2 separate regions of the Mus musculus genome follow, and region 1 is linked to region 2. Evidence: chromatin loops called from intact Hi-C (ENCODE). Cell type or tissue: gastrocnemius. All regions are shown on one strand. Links, peaks and the distances in the headings refer to the core of each region. The heading gives the core; the rest is flanking DNA.

Region 1 (2,918 bases), core at 115-2,614, 160 kb before region 2:
AAAAGATATGGTAACTAGCTATATTAAGGTAATCCATAACACACACACACACACACACACACACACACACACACACACACGCACACATGCACGCGCACACATGCACACGCACACATATACACAAATGGAGTGCTTCCAAACACTGTGTTGAATACATTCTAAAAAAGGTAATAGAATGAGAAACCCCTCTTGCTGAGTAGGCCTACTTTTAGATATGTTCCTCCAGTGACTTGGAACAATGTGAAGTGAATACAGATTTGGTTTATCATTTATCAAATAAGATTAATGTCTTCCTTCTTTTGGACAAATCTGTAATGCTTTGACTATCCCCCCCCCCCAATTGGGGAGTTTATAGTTCTTATTACAATCTATTTGAGTCAGCTAAGGTGTATAGGTTCTCAGCTGGTTGAGTATATGACAGCTCTTTATTCTCAAAGATGTATTATTACATTTATTCCCATCCACCCTCTCTCTCAGCACTTTTATTTTTTAATTTTTGGATACTTTATTGGGTTCTATTATGTACCCCCCTTCTCTACCTTTCAACCCCCACTACTAGGGGGCATAGACCTCTTTAGAGTATTTCCTGCTGGTTAGGGGCATTGAGTTCCTATGGGAATGTCCAGTCTTTGTTGTCAGGGTATCTCCAGCAACCAGCAATCCAGCAATCCAGCAATCCAGAGAAATCTACAAAAGCAAAAGCAGCAACCAGCAGCAGCCGTGGAGGCAGCAACAGCAGGGGAGCAGCAGCTGCCTCAGGCCCTTGTGGGGCTCTCATATTTATACTCTCTCAAGAGTCCCCAGAATTCCAAATGTAAACTATCTGCAGCTGACAAAAATCATGCCCCTTCTAGATCATGAGACAATCATAATAACTGTGGACAATCTGAAGCAGCCTCATATCCCACACCTGGGATTAAAACAAAAACATATTCACATAACATAACTGGGTTTTTAAGGAAACCTAAATTCTCACTACATACATACAAGTGTGGTCATGCACATATGCAGGTGCATTTATCTTGTGTCACATGTGTGGAGCCTAAGCAACATACAGTTAACAAGAGATTTAAAAGTCGTCCTCTTTTTACACATTTTATTTATTTATATTTCTATATGTGGGTGTTTTGCCTAAATGTTTGTATGTATACCCCGTGTGTGCCTGGTGCCCATGGAGGCCAGAAGAGGGTGTGGGTCCCTTGTAGTGAAGTTACTGGTGGTTATTAGCTGCCTTGTGGGTATTGGGAATTGAACCTGGGTCTTCTGCAAGAGCAGCAAGTGCTTCTAACAGATGAGCAATCACTCTGATCAGTGTTTTTATTTTTATATATGTAGCATCTTTTTAGAGCTACTGAATTTAGACTTGCTGAAATGGTTATTTTCCCTAGCTCCTTCAAGAATCCTAAAGATTCGCTTCAGTAGTCCAAGAGATTAGAAGCATCAGTTCGTCAGTTCCATTTAGGCTTTTCTCTAATGTGATGCAGTCCTGGCTCTGTTTGCCTTTGTCGTTATTCTCCATGATAGGTACACAGAGTGTACATTTTCCTCTCAGATGCCACCCCTGTGGCTCCATAAATTCTGTGTCCTGGCGCAAGCCTCCCAGCTGGGATGTCACCAAGGGAGGACTTGAAGTCACATTTCCGTCCGTACGCTATGCTTCTCTTCCTCACTTCTGTATCCCATGGTAGCTGCTACCTTTCTGAAGTATTGTGCCTGCCGATGCCTATTAATTGTATACTTGGTTATTATCCAGTAGTGGCTTAGTATATTGCTTTGCATTATACCACATTCCACCTCATCTTTTGTATTTCCCACCCAGGTACTTAATCAGTTCTTTTCCCAAGAGGAGGTGTTTCCTTTCCATGGAAACTAAGTACTGTGGGCTAGATGTACCAGGTAGTGGATCTCCTTTTCCTTTAGACACTCAATGGCAGATCAAGGAATGTGTACATGTATGTGTACATGTATGGACATTTCTGACCCAATATGAACTTGAATTCATTGTAGCTTCTGTCAACAAGTGAAAGCCTCCTGGCAGCTCTTCTCACCCATAGCAGATACCTTCTCTGTTGTTTCGTCTAGGCTCAGATTTAGGAGGGCCCATTGACCACCTTCCCTTCCCAATCTTTTCTACCCTTCTTGGGGTTGCTTGATTTACATAGGTCTTCTCTGACTCAAAGAAAGGATTCATGGGTACTTGTTTCCTAACTCAAATTTGAAATTGTTACTTTTCAGTAAATAACTATTGTACCTTATTGATTGAGGAATTGAGGATTTTGCCCATTCAGCTTTTCATTGTTGTTTTGTGGCTCTTTAAGTTTATCTATCTATCTATCTATCTATCTATCTATCTATCTATCTACCTACCTACCTACCTACCTATCTACCTATCTATTTATTTATTGTCAGTGTGGACAAAGGGGATGAGGACAACACTGGATTGGTCATACACATATTTTGTTTTTAGTTTAGTTTATTCTGTTTCTAGATGATACTTTTAAAAAGTTTGTCTGGTTTGAGTCTATTCTCCTGTTAGACAACTTATGATGTTTTTTGTTGGTGATTTTATTTCTTTGCTTGGCTTACTGGTTTTTGAGAAAGACGGAATTTATGATTTTATATTCTGCCATTTTTAACTTTGAGACTTGGAGAAAAATCCACCTAAACCCCTTTCTACTCTTATCTGACTGCCTCTCCAGATTTACTATGTCTGTTTAAATACAGCTATAGTGTCTGATTGCTCTTCGAGCTGTCATCCAGCACAACTCTCTGACTTTATAGGCGAAGCAACTTAATTGGCTATTATTCGCATTAGACATGATTTTTCTAAAAAAATTTTTTTTCAGACAAGAAAGAAACCACTTACTTAGTTGGCTTTGCCAGCCTTTTACATTAAGATATTTTTGTACCTAGCATGT
Region 2 (2,918 bases), core at 135-2,634:
GGTGGCTGAAGGTGTATTCAGTTAGCTGGTAGAATTCTGGCCTAGCATGCCTGAGGTCCTGGGCTCTACTCGATTTCTGTGACGGCATATGCTTATAATCCCAGCTGTGTGATGGTAGAGACAGGAGATAGCTTAGAGTCTTGGAGGAGGAAAGAGTAATGGTGAGTTGTCCTTGGTTAACCAGATGAGATCCAGAATCTCAGAGAGACAGTTTTGAGTTCAAGAGAGGGGGAAAGACCTACTGTGAATTTGGAGGCATTATCCCATGGGCTGGGGTTGTGGGCTGCATATATAGGAGAGAATGGTTGGGCCCCAGAATTCCCTCTCTGCTTCCTGACTGTGCATGTGATATTTCCGTCCACTTCATTCTCCTGCCCTCACATCTAGAACTTCTTTGATGATGGATTGTGCTCTCAAACCTTGACTCCTTTTCCTTATTTAAAAATATTTGTTTAAAAAAAAAGTTAGCCTGAGCTATGAGATCCAGTTTCAAAAAACAAAACAAGTGTGTCTGCCTGCCTCCTTCCCAGCGTTGTGGCATTCTGCAAGCATTTCCAAGGCTCTGGCTGCAGACATAGACTAGGTGTGTTGGTAGTGCCTTGTCTGTCACATCCCCCCCTCCCCCGGGAGGTTAATTGGAGTCACCTCAGCTGTTCCTTAGACTGCTGATGCACTTACATGCTATTGTTTTTGTTGTCTTTTATTGGGAACATTTCCTTGAACATTTTCTTTGAGTATCAAAAGACGTTTTGTCTGTGGTTGGAAAAAATGTCTCTGACCTGCCAACCAAACTTGAAATTGCATAAGAAAATGGGTGTTGATGCTGAGAAATGGTGTGTAGGCAACAACACTCTTGTTCTGTACAAAACAGTGATGAAATACCAACAGCACATGTGGACTCGCTCTTGCTTTATGTTTGTTTGGGAAAAGCTTTGGGAAGAAAGACCCATGTCTGCTGTTTAATGCATTTCATTTAGGGATGGGATTTGTTTGGCAGTCATTATAGGGACAACATAGAACTAATTCTGTACATAGCTCCTTCGGTCCCATTTCTTCCTGTTTGTATTGAAATGTAACTGCCATGTATGACTTGTAGGAAACAGATCACAGCCTTTAGGTGATTTCTATAGAATTTCATTCTCCTTTTCAGTTATTATTATCCCCTGTTATTAAGTAGGCCAATGTCTGTGTGTTTCTCCGGGTGTCTGTGTGTCTGTCTTTTTCTCCCCTCCTCCCCTCCTCCCCTCCTCCCCTCCCCTCCTCCCCTCCTCCCCTCCCCTCCCCTCCCCTCCCCTCCCCTCCCCACCTCCCCCCCCCCTCTCAGAGATCAACCACACATACGATTTTTTGAGAGATGTCTCTAACTAGCCTGGGACTAGACAAGTGTTTTATCAACTAAGCTTTCTTTCCAGCCTCTTTATTAGTCTATGTGTTTCAAACCACACATGGTGACTCATATTTACAACTCCAGTACTCAGAAAGTTAAGGTGAAAGGATGATAGTGAGTTTGAGTCTAACCTGGACTATATTAGCAAGTGGCTATCCTGGATTAGAGAGGGAGACCTTTTCTCCTTATTTCAACTTGTGTGTGTGTGTGTGTGTGTGTGTGTGTGTGTGTGTGAGTGAGTGTGTGTGTGCCTACCTTAAAATGAAGCATTTTACTTCTCTTGGTTGTATAGTTTGGGAGCACTTACCCTGTCTTATTGTTTATTGAGAGGCCCTCCCCACCATTTGACTCCAGAGTCTTTCTATTTCCCCAAGCTTAGATTCTGTTCATGAAACAGCAGCATCCCTGATCCCTCTTGTCTTCATCCCTGGTACTCACCCACTTTCTGCACCTGATTTTGGCTACACTACTTACTTTTCAGTTGGAGTCACATCCTTTTTCCTTTTGTGATTTGCTTTTTACACTTAGTGTTGTACATTTATGCTTCTCCCTAGGGATAGCATGTGACAGATTTCATTTTCCAAGGCCAGATACAATTCTATGTACCTACCAGATTTACTTTGTATATTCTAATTCTGATCAATATTTGTGTTTCTTTGCATTTTTGCTATGAGAGCAATATTTACTGTAAACATTCTTGAGCAAGTCTGTATGTAAGTGTTTGTGTATAGTTCTTTTGTTTCTATGGTGTTCCTGGATCATATCATATTTCTTTTTTAGGGAACTCTGCCTTTTTAAGGAACTGTCAAGTTATTTTCTATAGCCACTGTGTTACTTCCCATCTCTACCACTTGTAGAATTTTGTGTTTTCTTTTCTTCAGAGTCAGTCAACAGAGATCCTCAAATCAAAACAAAAAACAAAAATCCCGCCTTTAATCCCAGCACTTGGGAGGCAGAGGCAGGCAGGTTTCTGAATTCGAGGCTAGCCTGGTCTACAAAATGAGTTCCAGGACAGCCAGGGCTATACAGAGACACCCCTGTCCAAAAAAAAAAAAAAAAAAAAAAAAAAAAAAAAAAAAATCCTCCATTCTTTTATATGGTCAACAAAAATTTATCCTAACTTCTTCATATGCAAAGTTTCTCCATAATATTACAGTTGTTCATTATTTTAGGTCTATCTGGCTAATTTCTCTTTATACCATAGTGTTTGTGTTCATGCAATATAAGGTTTCAGCTCTCAACTTTGGTCATAGACTTTAACATAAAAAGATCACCTCAGCAGCAGGTAGAATCCCGTTAGCGGGGATCTGGGAAAATGTTTTTAAGGTCCCCAAAGACTAAAATAAAGAAAGTAAGTATAAGATTCGCCCTATGTTTAACCCTACCATCTGACTCTATAAATCATGAGAGTGCACTGGCAGAGACAGTTTTGATTTCTGAATGAGGCCAAGATCTGTAGGCCTGCCAGTACTGCTGTGCATCAGCAAGTTTTTTGATAAGTTATTTGCATTAAGAATTTGTTTATGTTTAT

The links. Hi-C counts contacts between places; a loop is a spot of excess contacts. Peaks named below come from ENCODE experiments on the same cell type or tissue, not always from the same donor. Only the 100,000 strongest peaks of a DNase experiment are listed, where the experiment ranks them.
Region 1: a loop joins it to region 2, with 1.8 times the contacts of the local background. A loop is called at or near these places in 2 of 42 quality-filtered maps.

Annotation. Positions count from the first base shown.
Region 1 is chr13:29,793,186-29,796,103 of GRCm38, reverse strand. All of the region lies in intron 4 of Cdkal1 (CDK5 regulatory subunit associated protein 1-like 1), which reads left to right. Among named protein-coding and RNA genes, the nearest start is that of Cdkal1, 61 kb to the left of the region's middle. In gastrocnemius, for the core only: no CTCF peak of the experiment used is centred there; no DNase peak of the experiment used is centred there.
Region 2 is chr13:29,633,659-29,636,576 of GRCm38, reverse strand. The region is part of intron 8 of Cdkal1 (CDK5 regulatory subunit associated protein 1-like 1); the gene reads left to right. Among named protein-coding and RNA genes, the nearest start is that of Cdkal1, 220 kb to the left of the region's middle. In gastrocnemius, for the core only: no CTCF peak of the experiment used is centred there; no DNase peak of the experiment used is centred there; H3K27ac peaks cover 1,127 bases.